2 separate regions of the Mus musculus genome follow, and region 2 is linked to region 1. Evidence: chromatin loops called from intact Hi-C (ENCODE). Cell type or tissue: heart. All regions are shown on one strand. Links, peaks and the distances in the headings refer to the core of each region. The heading gives the core; the rest is flanking DNA.

Region 1 (2,905 bases), core at 225-2,724:
AATTTTTTACATGCAATTACCCTGCCATTTTCCTCGGAACTGGGGTGTAATGGGAAACCTGGAGCCCAGTGAAAATCTGGAAGCGAGAATGGATTTGTCTTCAAGGAAAGTCCACATGGCCTTCTTCCATGGCCGTGCATATGGAAAGCGCCAAAATCCCTTTCCCTACACGTGGTCACGCTGTTTTGAAAACAGTCACCATTTTAATCTAGCAATGAGGCAAAGTGCATAAAAATATATCCACCTGGGTCAGGAGAGGTAGTGTTTTTCTTCTTCTCTACTTTTCTTTAAAAAAAAAAATCTCAAATCCTTAGAGTCCCTTCCTCTCTAAGATCTACAACATTAACCTAAGACTGCTGGGCTGAGGAACTTTCTTAGAAACTGGTCCATCCGCTTTCCCCAGGGGCACTGGGAAGGAGAAGGGGGAGGGGAGGAGCGGGCACGTGGCTGGCCCGAGCAGCGAGACCCCGACTCGGGGCCGTGGGTCCTCCCCTCGGTGGGTATTTTTCCCCCACAGCCCCTGCCTTTTCACCCCACACCCAGGCAGCTCAGGAATCCCGGCGCAGATTATAGGGTTAGGACAGCGCTCTCCTCTCGAAAGCGCCTCTGCCACCGGCAGCCTGATGGCAAATATGGACTGAATCGTTGACATGGAAACCGGACTAAAGTCTCGTTCGCTGGCTCTCACAGGAGAGTTCTTATCACCAAGCCGGGCAGGACGGCAATCGGCAAAAGTGGACTGGATCCGGGGCCGGGCGGACCGGGGGCCGCTTCTGGGCGCCGGAACTCCGGCGGCAGCCACAGCCAAGGAAAGGGGGCTGGGCTGCCGGCAGCAACCGGCTGAAAATGGCAGAGGATGTGCTCTCATTCTCTCTGGCTGCACAGCGTGCATGGATTGGGCCTGAGAATGAGGGATGAACCTATGAAGATCCCACACAGTCAACTGCAAAATGTGGAAGCTGGGCCTGGAGGCTTTGCTAGGAGAAAGAAACGCTTGCAGGGAGGACAAGCCCTTCTTCCTCCCTCGCAGTTTGCTCACTCTAAATGTCTGAAACACGAAACTCCTCAAACAAACAAAAGGTCGGCCTCGCCTGCCCCGCAGACCTCTCTCCCTTACTGGACTCGGGGCAGGACGCTTGCTAGCAGAGGCAGAGGGAGGGTTCTGCCTGCTCCGGGCTGAGACGTGCGGAGCCGGGCCGTGGCCCCCGCACATTCCCGCCGCGGCGCCACAGCAGACACCCAGCCGAGCGCTCTCAAGTGCGAGCTGGAGCTGCGAGTTTGAGCAAAAGGGCAACTGTGTCAGTTGACGGAAGCCAGAAGCAGAGTTCAAAGCCTGGCGTGGATTTCCGTCTGGAGCTGTGTTTCTTAAAGTTTGTAACTCCGTGTGAAGAAACAGCCCCAGCGGAGGCTTTGGGATCAGTGTGAAAGTCTAGCACAACCATCTGACAGTGAGCTGCAAAACTTTGGGCTGCATATTAAGCGAGGAAAGTGGATTGAAGCTAGAGTCAAGGCAATTCATTATGCTCCCGGCTCGCAGGCAGGAGCGCTAAGACACGAACTGGATTGTCGCGGGGGAACATGGAACGGAGTCCGAATGGCGCTCCACATCACTTCGCGGTAAAAATCGTGCCCAAGAAGCCCTAAGAGCGAACCGAACCGGGTGGCTTCCAGCTTCAAAAGTTCGCACACTGCTTTTCTGGTTCACTTTTCCACTCACCTCAAAGTCTTAAAACAATTTGGGAGATTCTAATTTTACAAAATAAATAAATAAAAGACCCATTTAAAGAAATGTTCATTTCTCAATGAGACTTTTTTTTTTCCCTCTGAGCTAAGGCAAAATAGCCTTGAGCATAAATCCTTCGGGTGTTTGTGTTAACATAAGAATTACCTGCTTGGCAGTGGTGGCACACGCCTTTAATCCCAGCACTTGGGAGGCAGAGGCAGGCAAATTTCTGGGTTGAGGCCAGCCTGATCTACAGAGTGAGTTCCAGGACAGTCAGGGCTACACAGAGAAACCCTGTCTCTGTCTCAAGAAAAAAAAAAAAAAAAAGAATTACCCTCACCATCAGCTCCCTACCAAAATGAAATAAACATAAAATAAATGCAGTTCTGTGGTAGGACCCTCATGGATAAGACTCTAGGGTTTGATTCCCAGCAATGCTACAAATATAATCATAAGATAACATAAGTAAAATACAGGTCCATGCTGATTCTGGTCTGTGGAATATTTCAAATAAAACAACTCCCAAGGTCAACCTACAGAAACAAAGCAACTCCATCTTTCACGCTCTTTTTGTTTGTTTTTTGTTTTTGTTTTTCAAGACAGAGTTTCTATGTATAGCTCTGGCTGTCCTGGAACTCACTCTGTAGACCAGGCTGGCCTCAAACTCAGAAATCCAATCTACCTGCCTCTGCCTCTCAAGTGCTGGAATTAAAGGCCTGCACCACCATGACCAGCAGAAAATTTTTGTCTTTTTTTTTTTTTTTTTTTTTTTTTTTCCAGAGCTGAGGGACCTCTAGCACTGAGCTAAATCCCCAACCCAGGCTCTTAATACTACAGCTAACCCTTCTGGCTCATTGGCTCATCCCACTGCTGAATGACTTTTTTTTTTTTTTTTTTTTTTTGGATAAGATAATAAAACTACCATATATATGGTTTCTTTTGTTTGTTTGAAATAGGACTGGAGCCCAGTGTGGTAGCATAATCCTTTAGTCCCAGGTTGATCTATAAACTGGAGGCCAGCCTGGTCTACAGAGTTGAGTTCCAAAACTGCCAGTGCTAACCAGAGAGGCCCTGTCTCAAAATGGGCTCGTGCCCATAACACACTTGTCCCATATTAAACCAATGTAAACTGATTTTCTTTTGTGCAGTAAAGCCTAGTTAGGAAAAACTTCACTGCATATA
Region 2 (2,905 bases), core at 219-2,718, 51 kb before region 1:
AAGATTTGATCCTTCCAGAGGAAATGCCATGACCCTCACCCGCTCATCCCCCATTTCTTTCTGGATTTTCTCTTTCTCCCCAACGCCCCCTTTTGTGTGTGTGGGGGGGAGGGCGCGGGGTGGGAAATGGGAGGGGAGATGCCCCACAACTGTTTGTTATAAAGCTAAAACTACGTCTTCAAAAAAAAAAAAATCACTGCAGATAAGCTCCACACACAGTTCAAGTTCCTAGCTCATGTTTCTGTTTCCTCTGTCTGTTTCTGCAGGAGCATTTTGGTTCCAGGCTCTACTTAACTAGTTCTGGTGGTAGCAACTGCTGCTTTATGTTGTTATTGTTGTTGATTTTGAGACAGGCTTTCTCTGAATAGCCCTGGCTGTCCTGGAACTCACTCTGAGGAACAGGCTAATAATCTCAAATCGGAGACCTGCCTGCCTCCCAAGCCCTGGCATTGAAGGTGTGTGTCATTTTGCCTGGCTGCCACTGCTGCTTTCTGATTCTACCTAAATGATTTCTGGGTCATAGATCTGGAGGGAGACAGGACCCCAGGGCCAGTCTGATAGCACTTCTGGGTCACACTGACTGTTTCTGTGTACAAGTGGGTCTCACCCTTCAACCTTTCCTAAGGAACTCAAAGTCATCAATCATTACTCAACTCTTCTTTCTCTACAGCCAGACCCAGACACAGGGTTCATCCCTCAACAATCGGCTTCAGTAGCATCAGGTGACCCAGCCGAGTAGCTATGTAGGAAATACAGACTAAATCACAAAGCATACACTCCTAAACAAATGTTTTACTTGGGAGGAGGAGGGAAGTCCTTTAAATATGTCTGTCTAGATGGCCTCCTTCATTTCTTCCCTTTTTACCACCTCCCTACACACTCTCTCCATTTCTAATGTGGGGTGTTGTTATGTATATGTGAGGAGTTTGTGTATGTGTATGGGGAGGTGCATAAGACCTGGACTAGTGTGGTGGTACAGGCCTTTAGTCCCCACAATATTAGCAGTACCAGGCCAAGGCAGCTGGATGGATCTATTTGAATTTCAGGCCAACCTTTCTACATAAGGAGTTCCTGGTCAGCCAAGGCTACATAGAGATAATGTCTCAGAAACAAAAAGACTTGAACTGTTCACGTAAGCAGGAGTGCTTTCCATCCCTGTGTGCTCTACAGGCTATTCAGAAGACAGCATGCTCTACCTGCCTAACCTTCATTTTAACTCTGTACTTTAGGGAGGTTTGCACTAGGAGTACACTACTTGTCTTCCTCCGAGGCAGGAAACTTGTGTGTAAGCAACGGCTGCAGAAGAACAAGCAACAGAGGTCCTAACAGCCCAGCATGCCTAACGGTGAGGGGAAGAGGGCTCCATTTATTCCTTTCCAAATTTCTGGTCTATAGTTTCCTCTAGCAGGCTGGGGACAAACTGAAAAACAAGTCACAGTCATCATGTGGTGAGCTTCACTGGGGAAAGGGGTCACTTCTCATCAGTCCTCTTAGGTATGACCAACTCAGGAGCCATCATATTAAAGTTCAGCTGTTTCTCAGGCTGAGGTTATTCTAAAGAAAACAAGAGGGTCCAGAAAGAAGAATCTGTGAGACACACACACAGGCAGGAAGTGTAGCTGAGCCACCAGAGACTAGAATAGAAACAGGAAATGGGCCCAGGGACAAGCATGCAGCTATGTGCAGCACAGGCTCCGGAAGGCACCGGCAGTGTCGGAGCTAGAGCAGTGTGACTGGAACGGAGAAGTGGACCAGCCGGCTCTGCCAGAGCGCAAGTGTTCTGGAAATGATGCTACACGGACATGGTACACTCTGCTCAGAGCAGTCTCACAGACACGGCAGATTGATGGGGAGCCAGGACACAGAACACTCTGGTTCAATTCTAAGTGTGGCCAGACTTTTTAAAATCCCTTTGTTTACCAAAATGCTACCAGTATTTGTCACCCTTAGAAAATAAACCAGCAAATCCTAGACAAGGACTGATGGCTCCTTTACTGTGAAAAGAACAAAAGGAAATGAAAGCAGCATCGTTCAAACCCCTCAAGTTGCCCCAGTCCTAAGCATTCCCACCATGTGTTCCTCCTCCAAAAAGAGCACAAAAGTTGGCTGAGGTCAATGCAGGAGTCATTTCATGCTTTTATTTTAGTGAATACACATGTAAGCAGAGAATGTGAGGGACTCAAGCAGACATACCAAGCATGGTGTTATGCCAACACCAAAAGTGAGAGAGAATGAAGTCCCTACCAAGACCTTTCAGCTTAGGCTTGAAGCCACAACAGAAACCTGCTTGGTCATTAAAAACAAAGCTAACCACATAGCCACATTCCTATAAACTGAGCAGGCAGGTGGGTGTTCAGGATAGCCAGGTCACAGAGTTCCAGACCACTGTCAGTTATTTAACAAAGCAACAGAGATAGACAGAGAAATGAATGTGTCTTAAGCAAAAGAAATATAACGTGTGGGGTTGGGGGCTTGGGGGGACCGACCTAGGAATTATGAGGGAGTTTAAGACGGCAGAGGAATGCTAGGGGCTGAAGCCTGAGGAGCCAGGGTCTCAAAAGTATCCACAAAACAGGTGATGTAATCTCACAAGCAGCGAGTATTGGTATCTCGCTTTAAAGCTCCCAGCCTGGTATTTCTAGTCAGGGCTTCTAACTTATTAGACATGACTGCCTAAATAAGACCAGACAAGGATAACACCAACAGGCATGGAAGGGTAACCCAAGACAAAGAACTACTGGCAACTGAGGAACAGGAAGAAAAATAGCCTTCTCCATTAAAGAACACAGCAATCCGTGACCCCAATGCCCAATCTCACCTCTGAAAACAAACTTATGGGGCTGGAGAGGTGGCTCAAGAACACTGACTGCTCTTCCAGAGGGCCTGAGTGCAATTCCCAGCAACC

Evidence for each region. Hi-C counts contacts between places; a loop is a spot of excess contacts. Peaks named below come from ENCODE experiments on the same cell type or tissue, not always from the same donor. Only the 100,000 strongest peaks of a DNase experiment are listed, where the experiment ranks them.
Region 2: a loop joins it to region 1, with 2.7 times the contacts of the local background. A loop is called at or near these places in 8 of 42 quality-filtered maps.

The regions. Positions count from the first base shown.
Region 1 is chr4:133,756,151-133,759,055 of GRCm38, forward strand. It overlaps a transcript of Arid1a not described here. Among named protein-coding and RNA genes, the nearest start is that of Arid1a, 3.6 kb to the left of the region's middle. In heart, for the core only: a CTCF peak has its summit at 1,407; DNase peaks (open chromatin) are centred at 741 and 1,381; H3K4me3 peaks cover 1,670 bases; H3K27ac peaks cover 1,771 bases.
Region 2 is chr4:133,705,449-133,708,353 of GRCm38, forward strand. All of the region lies in intron 4 of Arid1a (AT rich interactive domain 1A (SWI-like)), which reads right to left. Among named protein-coding and RNA genes, the nearest start is that of Mir7227, 10 kb to the right of the region's middle. In heart, for the core only: no CTCF peak of the experiment used is centred there; a DNase peak (open chromatin) is centred at 1,693; H3K27ac peaks cover 1,631 bases.